Regions from separate parts of the Mus musculus genome. Here region 1 is linked to region 2. Evidence: chromatin contacts called from ENCODE Hi-C or POLR2A ChIA-PET data. All regions are on one chromosome and are shown on one strand. The core of a region is the stretch at or near the end of the contact, and the rest is flanking DNA. Distances in the headings are between cores, read along the strand shown.

What was found. Hi-C counts contacts between places; a loop is a spot of excess contacts on that map. ChIA-PET counts read pairs that join two places held with the same protein, here RNA polymerase II (POLR2A).
Region 1: a map of gastrocnemius shows a loop between it and region 2 (6-fold over the local background). The contact joins the enhancer-like site here to the promoter of Nek7 in region 2. A Hi-C loop is called at or near these places in 10 of 37 maps with a recorded cell type or tissue (gastrocnemius, heart and left cerebral cortex). POLR2A ChIA-PET finds 5 or more read pairs at or near these places in 3 of 5 experiments (Patski and embryonic stem cell).

The regions. Positions count from the first base shown.
Region 1 is chr1:138,574,998-138,578,233 of GRCm38, reverse strand. All of the region lies in intron 1 of Nek7 (NIMA (never in mitosis gene a)-related expressed kinase 7), which reads left to right. Among named protein-coding and RNA genes, the nearest start is that of Nek7, 43 kb to the left of the region's middle. Within about 2 kb of position 1,278, at least 2 of the 3 ENCODE cell types and tissues checked have a DNase peak (open chromatin) inside an H3K27ac peak, as active enhancers do; they include gastrocnemius and heart, where a contact is called at or near this core.
Region 2 is chr1:138,617,976-138,621,248 of GRCm38, reverse strand. Nek7 (NIMA (never in mitosis gene a)-related expressed kinase 7) reads left to right here and starts at 1,492. Exons shown (of 10, transcript NM_021605.4): 1 at 1,492-1,697.

The sequences.
Region 1 (3,236 bases), core at 29-2,528, 43 kb after region 2:
TGCCAAGGAATGAGACCCGACTCAATCTTCCCTCTATATTCATTAGTGTGCGAGACACACTCATTCACACACACATTCAAGGAGTAGGTTATTACAGTGTGGACTTGTTAAGGTTTCAGGATTAGGCTTTAGTTTCATTACTTGTGAAAAGGTTTGAGGATTGATGCATTGTAAGAATACTTAAGATCTCTCTGTTACACTATTAAAACACTCAGGTATGGATCTCAGGTATGGGAGACATAATGAATAGTGCCAGGCCATGGTTAACTTCACCAAAGAAGAGAAGATAATTCTGTCTTGACTCAGTACTACTTACGATGTTGATGGCTTGTACCAGTGTGAAGAACAGGGATTGTGAGCACCAAGTACTAGTGAATACATGGCACACTCCCTAACCCGTGAAGAAGTAGGGTAGAGTGCATAAGACACGGCCCACAGAAATGATAGGAGTAAAATCCAGTCACAGAAGGGACTTGGCATTCAGAAACAGGAATCGGTTTGACCTGTTCTAGAGAAGGCCAGTTGTCGACGTCATTGGGCTTTCTTTGATTCCTTTTAGCATTCTTATTTTCTCTTGTGGGGTTCTTTTCTGGAAAGCAGCATTCTTTGGTACTTTGGTGACATGAGGGTAGCTCTGAGCATGGGAACATACCACATTGCTGTCCTTCTGAACTCTCAGCCTATTTGCACGCCATGTCTCTCAAGCTGGCCAAGGCTGGAGTCCTCAATTTTTGTTTCAAAAAGCTCAGTAGTTTAAACGTGTATATTTGTTATTTAAAAAGGCAAATCCAGATCCAGACATTTCATTTGTAGACAGGATTGAAAATGACAAGCCCACATATTGCACTTTGGGGGATAAATCAGATTTTATATGGATATGACATTCAGTAGTATAAAAAGGAGTGATCAGGTAGTGCATGCGAGGCATTTATGTGTATATGAAAGAGATGTCTGTGTTCTTCCACAATTTTCCTTCTTTTAAAATAAAACAAACAAACAAACAAAAAAAAAAAACAAGTGTTAACAACTACACAAATGTTCAGGGCATCTCAGGCTCCTGCCTGCCTCTGGGCTGTTTCCCCTCTTGCCTGCCTTCCACTCCATCATCCGGCAGTGTCCGCTGCTTATTTTTCTGTGGCTCCTAGTCAGACTCAGAAAGGTCCTGGGCATGAGCTGCTGCTCTCATGTTCCTGGCCTGCATCTGAAACAGCTTTATTAGTGGGGCCAAGCACAAGGGGCAGTTTCAGCCGCCACGGCCAAGTTCTCATCAGCTGTGGTACTGCATCCGGACGCACAGAGCCAAGCTTAAAATAGACAGAGCCTGTGACCTATTAAATTAACACTGTGTAGATCTCAAACCGGTTGCCATCTAGCCACATGTATCTTTTTGTGTGTTCATTTTTAAAATGGAGAAATATCTGCTCCACTTCACACTTATTCAGTCAATTTAGGGACAGGAATGGGCAGACCAAGAAGATACATTTTAAAAAAAGAAAACAAGAAGGCATGAAAAACCTTCTATCCATGGTTCTGAAAGCTAGCCAGCTTTAGGTCTCCTGATAAAGGATGTGCTCAGTATTATTTTTGCTCAGAATGATATATTATTAAATATCTTTATTCATTTCTGTGAGAAGCAGGCTATAGTTAGCACATGTTTACCCATACCATGAATAAATGTGTTTTATTCCAGCCTGCTTCCTCTTCCTTGGGTCCAAAGGTCTAACCTTGCATTTGAGTTATTCCATTCTCTGACTTTGTCAACTTGCTCCCATGATTCACTTGGGTTTGTTAAGCTCGAGAAAGACAGTGAAGTCATGTGTTTGAGGCAGATACTGCAGCTCCCGTTAGAAAGCGATCACTTAAAAGAATACGTTGTCATTTACATTTCGAATACGAAGCAGTTCACTTCCTTTCATATTATGTTTTAATATGTTGAGGTTAAGAGGAATGGAAAGTTGGGAGTAAAACTTGCAGCGCTTAGTAGGACCACATCCTCTTTCACAGCTTACTATCATAGGAGGGCTTAGTAGCACCACATCATCTTCTTTTAAAGCTTTGCTGCTATAGGATATGGAATTTGCTAAAACACATTCCGAAAGTCATATTGCATAATATTTTAAAACACATCCCCCCTTTTAAAATTCTGTTAGTGTTGCATGATGGCTTTTACAGTTAGAATTTTAAAAATGTAACGTTATTTTCAGCATCAAGTCTCATAGTTAAATGAGACAATTGAAATGGAAAGTATTTAGTTTGTATTAGGTAAAGCACAGGGAGGTGAGGTAGTGGTCACCATTATAACATGGTTCAGTAAAGCAAGCAGGGCTGGAAAGAGAGTTCAGTCAGTGTTTCCTTAATGAGTCAACCTGAGGGTTCTGTTTATGGGAGTCTCTAATCCCATCTATATTAAGAGGAAGATAAAGTTGAACCAGCAGGTGTTGGCAAGAAACGCAATAAAACCATCAGACTCAATAAAACCATTAGTCTTATCAGTACCATAATTTGATTTCATTCCACTTACACTTCAGTCAAGAGCTACCTTGACGTGGTGTTTTGCTGGACCCCTGGTATTTAATGTAGAATCCTTTCTCAGGAAGTAACTTAGTGGGACTTGAGCAAATGTTTTTAGAAAACATTTCCCAAGTAGGGCAGCCATTCTGTAAAGATTTAGTTCAAAGAAGAAATGTTTGCCTAGCATGGAATACTACTTTTTCTTAATTTCACTGTGCTGAAAAACAGATAGCCACAAAAATGACCCCATATCCAAAAACCTTATATTAACCTGTTTTAGTATGTCCTGGTTAGCTGTGTTCTGCACTTTCAAGTGTTTATTTGTTATTGATTAGTTAATAGCCACACACAGTTTATCAGACTGTAAGAATCCATAGCTTTGCATTTGAGCTTAATTTTATGATGGAAATAATGTTATTTATGTCCTACAAATTGTCATGTTATTTAGCTATTCTAACTATTATATAGCTGGAGAAAGGTTAGCATAGACTTTTCTATGAAAATTGAAAGACTTAGAGTGTCTATCCTTTGCTTTTGTCTTCATTTAATGAATTGACTGGAGTACATCTTCTAGACTGATAGGGTACCCGATTGTTTGCCATGATCTTGAAGACTTAAAGGAACGAGTGAACAGTACGTCACTGAGGCCACAGAAGGCATGTGCTAAGGCAGGCAGGTAGTATATTTTGGTTTTATTTCTTATAACAAAGTCATCTATTTTTTTA
Region 2 (3,273 bases), core at 243-2,742:
AAGCCTGATCAGAATGTGTTACAGATACCATTATGTTTCCTTTTAAACTTCCAGTTTCTTCACCCTCCACTTTATTCTTCACAGCTCTGTTGTCTCTCAACTTACACCTGCAATGAATTTCCATTTCATTCAGAATAAAAATTAAGAGTTCGAAGTTCCACATCTGATAGTTCACCCTTTCTTACTCCACCAGCCTCTCTCCCTTGCTCACTAAGTTGGATCCTACCTGCATAGGCTTACTGGCTGTTTCTCCAACATGGCGAACCCATGCCTGACAGGGTAACCTTGCATTTCCTGGGTAAAACAGTCTACTTCCTGACAGTCACATGGCTCCTTTTCTCACATCTTCAGGTCTCTGCTCAAATTCCAAGTGACTTTCCCTGATAAACATGTTTAAAGGAGCACTCACACCCCGAGCTTTGTTTCTCTATGAAATAGATATAAAAGACATTAGGTAATTTGGACTTCCTCACTGAAGCTAAGTTTTATGAGAGCAGGGCTCTTGCACGTAGCTGATTGTAGAACTCCACCTGGCAAATCTGTACCGATTAAGCACTTGCCCCAACGTCACCTCTTGAAATTTAATTTTCTTACTAAAATTAACGTTTGCATTCTTTTCTAATTATATTTCACATACTTGCATTCGTGTGTGTGTCACATTGCAGTACGGATGTCAGAAAACAATTTGTGGGTCCTGGGAATCAAACTCCTGAGTCATCTTGCTGGCCCAAACTTTCTAAATCTTGCTTCTATTGTTTTAATCCATTTGAGCTATAATACCGCTTTTTCTTGTTGTTGTTTTTTGGCTCTATTCCCTTGGCAGGGGAACGAAACCAGAAAAAGGCCTACTGATATCAAATGGTTAAGATCTGTGCTCAAGCACGCTGTTGTATGTCATCGTCTGTTTCTAAGGAGAGGCGTTAAGGCTGACTTCCAAGAAAGACCACGATAAGTTAAGCGACTGGCCACTGAATGATTAGCATCTAGGTATGACAGACTCTACACTGCCTCCTAGCTGTTCGCTCCATTCGTTCAAATCTGGTTAGTGGAACAGTAGGAATCAAAGCTTTGCTTTTGAAAAGCTCCATGTACTAGGGAGAGACCCATATTGCAAATATGTGACGTGTAAACGAATTTATCTAATGTAATATTTTTGTAATGCCACTTTGTGAGTGTGCCTGTATCCCAAAGATTCTGCATACCTACCAACTAGTTCAACTTTCGGAAGGGTCCTGAAAAGCTTTCTTAAAACTGGGACGCTAAAGTCTAGATTTGCTTAGCCAGACTCCGGGAAAACTCTCGTTTGCCTGCACTGACACCATGTAGAGGCAGCTTAAACTACTTGGTAAGTGGGATCAAAAAACTCCGATCTGGAGGCAGGGGTCGACCGCCGTAAGCGAGGCACACCCCAGTTCTCGGGAAAGTGGTAGCGTGGGCTCCGGAGCAGGGTGCGGGCGCGGGGAGGGGCCTGCGGCGGCCCGCCCTCTCCTCGGGGATGCCGGGATGTTTACCCTCCTGACAGCCGCGGCCGCCGGAGGAGGAGCGGAGCCGGGAGGATGGGCCGCCGCTAACCTCGCAGTGGGAAGCGCGGGCCGAGCAGGGTGGGAGCCGGCGCCTGCAGTGGCGCGGGGAGAGGCGATCGGCCCCGGATCCCGCAGCCCTGCAGCCCGCGTAGACCGAGCTGCCCCGGCGCCCCGGTGAGTATGTACGGCCCGGCCGGGTGGGGCCGGTGCGGGGAGCGGGCGGGCCGCGTGGGGCCTCGGGCTCTCGTGCCTCCGAGGACCGCCCGGGACGCCTGCAACTGGCGGAGCGTGGTGCAGGCCGCTGGCTGCAGGAGCTCAGAGTCCGGGCGCTTCGACCCCAGGAAGCTCCACGACGGTGGTGGTGGCGGCAACAGGTCTCCGGGCTCCGACAGGAGGAACTCCAGCGAAGACCCGCCTCCGGGCTGAGCTCATTGGTCACCTTGGCTATTTACAGCTCGAGGATTGGCTCAACCGATTCGGCTGCAGCCCAGTTTAGAAAAGTGAAGTTCACGGACCGGGGAGTCAGTCGAGCGTGAGTGGTGGGGTAGTCAGGTCGAGGTCCGATTGAAACCGATCCAGGGCTGGGATGCAGCAAAGTATGAGCTGAGTCCCAGTGGGGCGAAGGTGAAGTTAGGCCGTGGAAGATGCTGCTAAGCAATGTCGATAGCCTCCGCCTGGTGCTAGAGGCCTTGGAAGACCCACAAGAGATACATTTATTGACTCACATACTATACTCGAATAGCCTAAGTCTTTGCCCGCGCTAAACACTAAGAATATATTTACTTTAAAGTAAGATATGTTTTGTGCCCTTTACAATTCTGGTGATGGAACTGAATATAGCAAAAACAATCTAGAGATGTAAAGGACTTTTTTTTCTTTTTGAGATTACTAACTTTAAAGGTTGTAATTGGATTCAATGCCCGCAGTTTATAGAGCATTATTAGGACCACTCTTTAGTTTCTCCTCCAAGGAATCTGCAGTTCCCGGGAGGAACTGACGTTCATGACGGTGTGCTTTGATAGAGTTGCTTTACAGAATAATGTTCCGAATAAGCTTATTATAAATCTGTTCTCTTCTAGACGATGGGATGTTGATGTGATCCAAGAAAGGTTTAGTACTCATACTCAAAAATTTATAGTTTGGGACAACCGGACAAACTCTGAAAATGATGAATAAAAGATAAAGCCTGCAGTGCTTTGTAGCATTTCTCACTAGTATTCATGGCTGCAGTATTTCGTGATGGCCAGTGCACTTTATTGAACTAACATGCAACCTAAGCAGTTATTTCATCTTCACAGCTATCTGCCACCACTCCGAGAGACCCGGACCATAATTTGCTTTACATCCCAAACCGTTGCATCTTCTGCTTCGGCTGGCGAGGGGTAGGGGCGTGTGGAGGGAAACTTTACTTCTTAGAGGGTCAGAAAAATGGATGATGAGAGGAGGGCCTTTGGAGAAAGTGCAGAAGGGACAGACTCTGGGGCGGAGTGGAGGGGAATCTGGACCCAGTGACCATGCAGTCCTCAGATTCCACAGTAAGGTGGGAGTCCCCGCCCTTGAGGGCACTGACAGCCATTGCAGCCAGTGAACGGCGAGGACACCCGGCCCCAGCTCAGGAGGGCGGGTACTTCCTACCGCTGCCCTGAGCTAGGCGAGGGAGGCCAAGTTTGTCTGAGGATGTGGGCCGGTGGAAAGAAGGGTTGAGAGGCTCAGTCTTGTGAAATTACTGCATTAAAAAATAGAGGGAGGG